Regions from separate parts of the Homo sapiens genome. Here region 2 is linked to region 1. A link is a contact called in ENCODE Hi-C or POLR2A ChIA-PET data. All regions are on one chromosome and are shown on one strand. The core of a region is the stretch at or near the end of the contact, and the rest is flanking DNA. Distances in the headings are between cores, read along the strand shown.

Region 1 (3,220 bases), core at 684-3,183:
CTAACTCAATTGTGGTATTAGCAAAGAAAAAGAGGTAACGGCTACCAGATAGACAGCCAATAAAATCTGCCAGATGTTCAGAAAGGCAAAATTAACCTGGAAGTGGTGTGCGGAATGGATGAAGGGGATAAGTTATAAGGGGCAGTGCTGGAGAACATACGGAGGAAGGGCATCAACCAGAGCATTGATGGTGAGAAACTCTCTAATATTTGTGTAAATGTAAACTTGGAGGACATAAACCACCATTCAATGTGAAGTTATTTTTAAACATTAGAAAGAAATGGAGATCCTACTTGGCTTTCACTATGCACCACCAGATTGTTTAATTGCTTTAATTTGCTCATATCCACATGAGATTACTTAAAATTGTCTAATGTGCCTCTCATTTAATTTCTATTGAATACTTTTAAACCTCCTTCTTATACTCCTAACAAACCCCTTTGGCTTCTCTCTCTGGCAAAGGCAGTGTGCAAAAGCAGTTTTAATGCCATCTTTTACATATTAAAATTTTTTCACTTCCACCAACTTAATTCAACGTTCAGCATTTGGCCTTTTGTTCTTTAGTTATTTTTTTCTGCTTGAGTTTTCAATTCTTCCTTAAAAAGAAATTAATACCAATTGAGCAATATGACAATTAAAAGCAGAAAATGACTAACAAAGGCAAAAACACTGTCATAAACAATATTACTACTTAGGGGTGTTTTTATTTTCTAAGAATAGGAAAATAAGCTCTGAAAAATTTTAGAATATTAATTTAAATTTGAATTATCTCACAAAGATTGACTAACAAAATATAATCATTTCTTTTACTATATGATTTTATATATAATCAAGATATATTTATATGACTTTAATATATTTATTTAATGTTTTCTTTCTAGGAATTAAAATAATACTATGTCCCAAGTTTCTGCATTGGTAAATTTTTCTGCCAAAAAATTCAAAAAGAAAATGTAGAGTAAGATGTGCTTTAATGAGCCACGTCTAGCTATATGTTAGGTTGAAATATTTGTCTTTTTTAAAGCAGTATGAATGCACAATAGAGGGTTTTATACATTGTTATCAACAAATTGAGAAACCAAAGCTTTAATCGAGTTAGCGTTTCCCAACTCCAGTAAAAAATATACAAACATGTACATAATATACAAATTAAAACTGTTTGAGGCACAAAGTAATAACCTATTACTAAATACAGAGCACAGAGGTTAAATATCAAACATTTACTGAAGGTTAAAGAGACATCTTTTGTCTATTTTTTCCTAGGTTGACAAAATACTCAATCTGCTAGCTCATATTATGAAAACAGCCAAACGAAAATTCATCAGAAAAACTGAATACTTACCAAGCCAAACTAATTATGTACACAAATATATTGATTCTTCTGGCGTACTGTATCTAAGCAACTAAGCATTACTGAAGTTGTTTATGTTGTGCATCTTCAAACAAAGTTACTTACTGGCCTAACTCATTTCCCATCAGAATTCACAAACCATTTCTTTGCACCAACTACAAAGTAAGGTAGAAGCACAATTAAAGCCATCAGCCATGTAATCTTCCAAGATCACAGGAAAAGATAAAGAACTCTTACTACTGGACTTAAATGTCAAAAGACAAATCCTCTTGTCTTTACTACAAGAAATAAAAGAACAAAAAAAGTGCATTGTATTAACATATAACACTGTTTTTCTTAGTTTAAAATAATCAAATTCTATTTTGTAAAAGTAAATACAATAAAAAATAAATAGAAGGGCAAGCTTAATCAAACCAACATACTGTTGGCAAAAAGTTACTTACTATTGGTGTCTTAGACACAGTTCATTAGTTAAAAATCTGGGAGGCAGGGGTGGGTAGGTTGGTTTTTTTCTGTACCCGTTTTGTTTATCATAAAGTGACTTGTACCCTGATGGCTGGTTTCACTTTCCCTCTCTACAAGTCATGCCTATACTCAAGAAAAGAAGTGTCAATCTCAAATTTACAGTCAAAATACTGAAGCGAGGAATATAAAATATGTCAAATTACTTCAAAATGACTCAGGCTTAGCACAGAAAATGCACAAAGGAGCATACGTCTATTCACATTGTTTACTCATTCAATAGCTATTTATAGTGCAACATATAAAATCCTAGAAGCTTAGGGAACTATATTAATGATTAGCCCTGATAACTGTTCTCAAGGAATTTATAATCTTATCCTCAGTTATATACAGGTCCCTTTCACGAGTTTTCAAGTTTTGCACAATTTGAAGTCCTTGAAGCACTATCTGAGAAACTTCATTATAATAAAACAGAAGTTTTCTGGCTATAAAAATAACATTTTAAAAAAATTATCTGCGTCCCGATGAGAGACAAAGGAATCAGTTATTTTTTCCTTTTATAGTTCCCTAAATCCCCTGGAATCATACTCTCAGCTCCCATTGTATTTTTGTGATAGTTCTTTTTAAACATCTACCTCAACTCCTCTACTCCAGATTCACTTCTTTAATGCTGTCTGAATGGCTCAAGATTAATTTTCTATACTTTCTCTTTGAACAAATTCTTAGAAATCAAAATGTCAATGATCCTGAACAAAATTACTCTCCAAACACTGGCTTGTGCCAGGAATCATGACAATTGCTTTCTAGAAACTTAGTTTCTGTTACTTTCAAAATAGTCTGATATTTATGGGAGGACCTGCAGGTCTCAGTTTAAAAGAAGTTAACATATTAGTTTGAATGAGAAATTGGGAGACCTCAGATATATGAATAACAGATGAGAGATACTTTTCACATAGTAATAAACATTTCACTAAAGTGATAATCACAGAAAATAAGCAATCACAAAGTTCTTAGAGAAACAGAGAGGTTTCACTGTTAAATTTTTTTAATTGTTAAGATTTATTTTGAGTTGGTTTTGGGATCATTTAAAATCATAAAATATGCAAGTCCTATGCTAGTCCAGCTGCTTAATTTCCTAGGATTATTTATGACTCACTTTTGTTCAATAAGTAAAATTACCGTCCCTGCTAAATTTGAGTTACCAGACACTTCCAAAATATTTCTGAAATCAACAACTGTTTTCTAATTTGCTACTTGGCCTATCTTCAAAAATGTATTTAACACTTGTAGTAATGTCTCAGAGATTTGATCAAAGGTGTTTTAGTTATTTGTCTTCCCACTATAGCCGTGACTGATTTAGAGCAGACAGCACTTCTGCAAATAAACTTCACAAGTGTCTAAATCATA
Region 2 (2,974 bases), core at 198-2,697, 56 kb before region 1:
CCTATATAATAGTCCACCTGAGCTATTAAACGGTCTACTGTCAGGTATAATTATTTTCCCAATTATATACCTTTGGACATTGAGACAGAAATAGGAAAAATGAAAACCTTCTTCTCAATCACATTTTGGGAAATGTTGGACCAGGATTTAGGCTGAGGCAATAAGACCCCAGAAGTTATACTTAACTATGGCCCCATGCAATGGCTTATGATGAAATGCAAAACTGCTGTTCCACTTGCCGTCCTCACCATGGCTGCCAAACAGCTTTGCATGTTGCTGGCTAACACTGTTAGCACAGAATTCCTACGATTTGAGAAATATGGATAAGACTTAGAGAAATTTACATTACAGAAGAATTCCTTATTTTGGAAAAGATCCCAGCAAGAATCCCTATAAACAAAGAGTTATCTTGGTGATTCTTAAGCAGAGTTGACTTCACAGAAATTTGAAGAAATGTAAAGATTCACACATTTATTGGATGAAAGTAAAGGGTAGTACTTAATCTTCTCTACCCTAAATATATAGTGTGTAGAGGCAAGGTTTGAAAGTTTTTAAATATATTCATGGAATTAAAACACTCTTTCCTTCTAGTAAAGGGAAACTGATTCCAGAACTCGTTTGAAAAAGCACTATTTCAGGCCTTAAGTTTTCTCATAAAATATTTTGCCTTGGTGCCAGGTTTTGGTGTGAGTTCCTTCTATCAGAATGTCATAATAATATAGTTCGTGGATTTTCTACTTGCTTTGAATTAATAAACAATTTTTTCTTCCCATACCACAGTGGATTCTATTTCTGTGTATTCCTTTTCTCATTTATTTACAACAGCAGTCCCCGCTTATCCACAAGTGATATGTTTCAAGAACCTCAGTAGATTCCTGAAACGTCTGATAGAACTAAACCTGATTGCCATCAAGCGGAATGTGTTTCTGTTCATGTCTGCTACTCTCAAGTTTAGTATCTTTTGCATCTTAACTGAGCACTTAAGATTCACTGTGGCTTAACTTTTCTGCAGTTTGTGGCAAAAATAGCACCAATTTATTTTTCCTTCACAATTTCATGGACAGAAGATTCATTTTTACCATACATCTCACCAACCTCAGGATACAATTTTTTTCTTTTCTTTTTAAATCAATAATTTTTACCTTTTCACTTAAAGGAAACACTTTACAGCTTCTCTTTGGCATATCTGAATTGCCAGCACCACTCCTCTCACTTTGGGTCCATTATTAAGTAAAATAAGGCTTATTTGAATACAGGCACTGTGACACTGTTAAAGTGGGTCTCATGACCAAGATGGCTCCTAAGCGACTAACAGCTGGGTCACTCAGACAGTCTAGATACACTGGACAAAGGAATGATTCACATCCTGAGCAGGAAGATGTGAGATTTCATCACATTACTCAGAATGGGGTGGAATTTAAAACTTACGAACTGTTTATTGCTATAATTTTCCATTTAAAATTTGTGAACTGTGGCTGACCATGAGTAATGGAAACCTCAGAAAGTGAAACTAGACAAGGGGGGACTATTTATTACTTCAATCATTCAAGAGGTGTTGACTGTCTATTGTATTTATAAATCATTATGGTATATATAAATGACTAAAGTCCATGTCCAACATTCAGAACAATGCCTGGAACACAATGGGCACTGAACAAATATTTATAGAATAAATGAGTGAATCAGTTAATGGATCAAAAAATAGTCTTAGTTCAGCAACTACAACAAACTGAAACTTAAAACAGGAGACACGGTCAACACTTGAATCTATCCACATCCATACTCGAGTGTGGCCTACAGTGTTTGGAAGGGAATCATATGGGAAATAGACCTTCAGTTGAGATTCAAAGGATGGGCATGATGAGTTTTAAAAGATTCAAAACAGGACACGAATGGTAAACAAATTAAAAAGGAATGGATACACATGATATGCTTAGAGTCAATAAAGGAACCAGTCTGGTTATACAGACTGTTTTCTTATCATAGCCACATGGCCTCAGTGCCCTAAAAATGTCCCCAACAATTAGGCCTCTCACTTCCTACACTAATCTGGTGCTCTCCTACTGCTCAGGGCATTGAAAGGGATGGGTCCAGCCTAAGCACTGAACATGTCTTCTAAATCACCTTCCTGGCAGGAAGCAATGGTAGGGTAACTAGCTTACTTGAGACCTGAGGGAAATCACTGCTAGTTAAATAAGAACACATAAAATTGAGGGAGAAGACCACAGATGTTAACTATAGCATGGTTTGAAAGAACTATTTGTCCTTAGAGTCCCATATATTCTTTTCTTTCAGTATTCACTTTAGAAAGTAATTGATTCCAGTCTTAAATCATAAGTAGAAGGTATATGTTGGCTCTTCTGATAAACATAGAAGTGCTAGGGAAAGACATCCATTTAAATAAATCACTTGAATGTCAAGGGGGAAAACATTTTAAAAGTATATTTACATTAGGCTTTTCTGGCAGAAGTGAGCCTTTAAATTCTTTTTAAAAAACCATCCACAGAAATCCTTCTTAGCCCTCTATATTAATAGTGGCATTATCTACAAGCAAGACTTCATTCTCTGTTTCTCTTTGCTGTACTTCTATTTACACCTCCTTAACTCTCTATGTGATCATATTTTGAGACTGGTTTTGCAGCTTAATGTCATAGACAAGTCAAGGTCCTATAAGTAAAGGAAATTGGGTTCTAGTCTAAAGTGTTACTACTCATCCCTCTTGTGGCATCAATCATACAGTACGATTAGGTGAACTTTAAAATTTGCTCCTGTTTGAAAATCTATACTTAAAATATTCAGGGTCCCTTAATATATTTTCAAGAAAATCTAAAAGAATTTAATTAGACATGAGAGACATCTTTTTTAGAACATTGTTCTTTTTGTCTCCTTAGCCATGTGATAAAAAAGAAACAGTGCTTTCTAAAAAATGTGAAATCTCTGTGCACACAGTAATTTGTGCTGCGAGTAAAGATTC

What was found. A loop is a pair of places that touch in the nucleus more often than their neighbours do. ChIA-PET counts read pairs that join two places held with the same protein, here RNA polymerase II (POLR2A).
Region 2: a map of heart left ventricle shows a loop between it and region 1 (2.2-fold over the local background). The contact joins two enhancer-like sites. A Hi-C loop is called at or near these places in 1 of 168 maps with a recorded cell type or tissue (heart left ventricle). POLR2A ChIA-PET finds 5 or more read pairs at or near these places in 2 of 52 experiments (A549 and GM12878).

What each region holds. Positions count from the first base shown.
Region 1 is chr5:120,095,389-120,098,608 of GRCh38, reverse strand. No RefSeq gene overlaps it. Among named protein-coding and RNA genes, the nearest start is that of PRR16, 370 kb to the left of the region's middle. Within about 2 kb of position 1,933, at least 2 of the 41 ENCODE cell types and tissues checked have a DNase peak (open chromatin) inside an H3K27ac peak, as active enhancers do.
Region 2 is chr5:120,151,069-120,154,042 of GRCh38, reverse strand. No RefSeq gene overlaps it. Among named protein-coding and RNA genes, the nearest start is that of PRR16, 310 kb to the left of the region's middle. Within about 2 kb of position 1,447, at least 4 of the 41 ENCODE cell types and tissues checked have a DNase peak (open chromatin) inside an H3K27ac peak, as active enhancers do.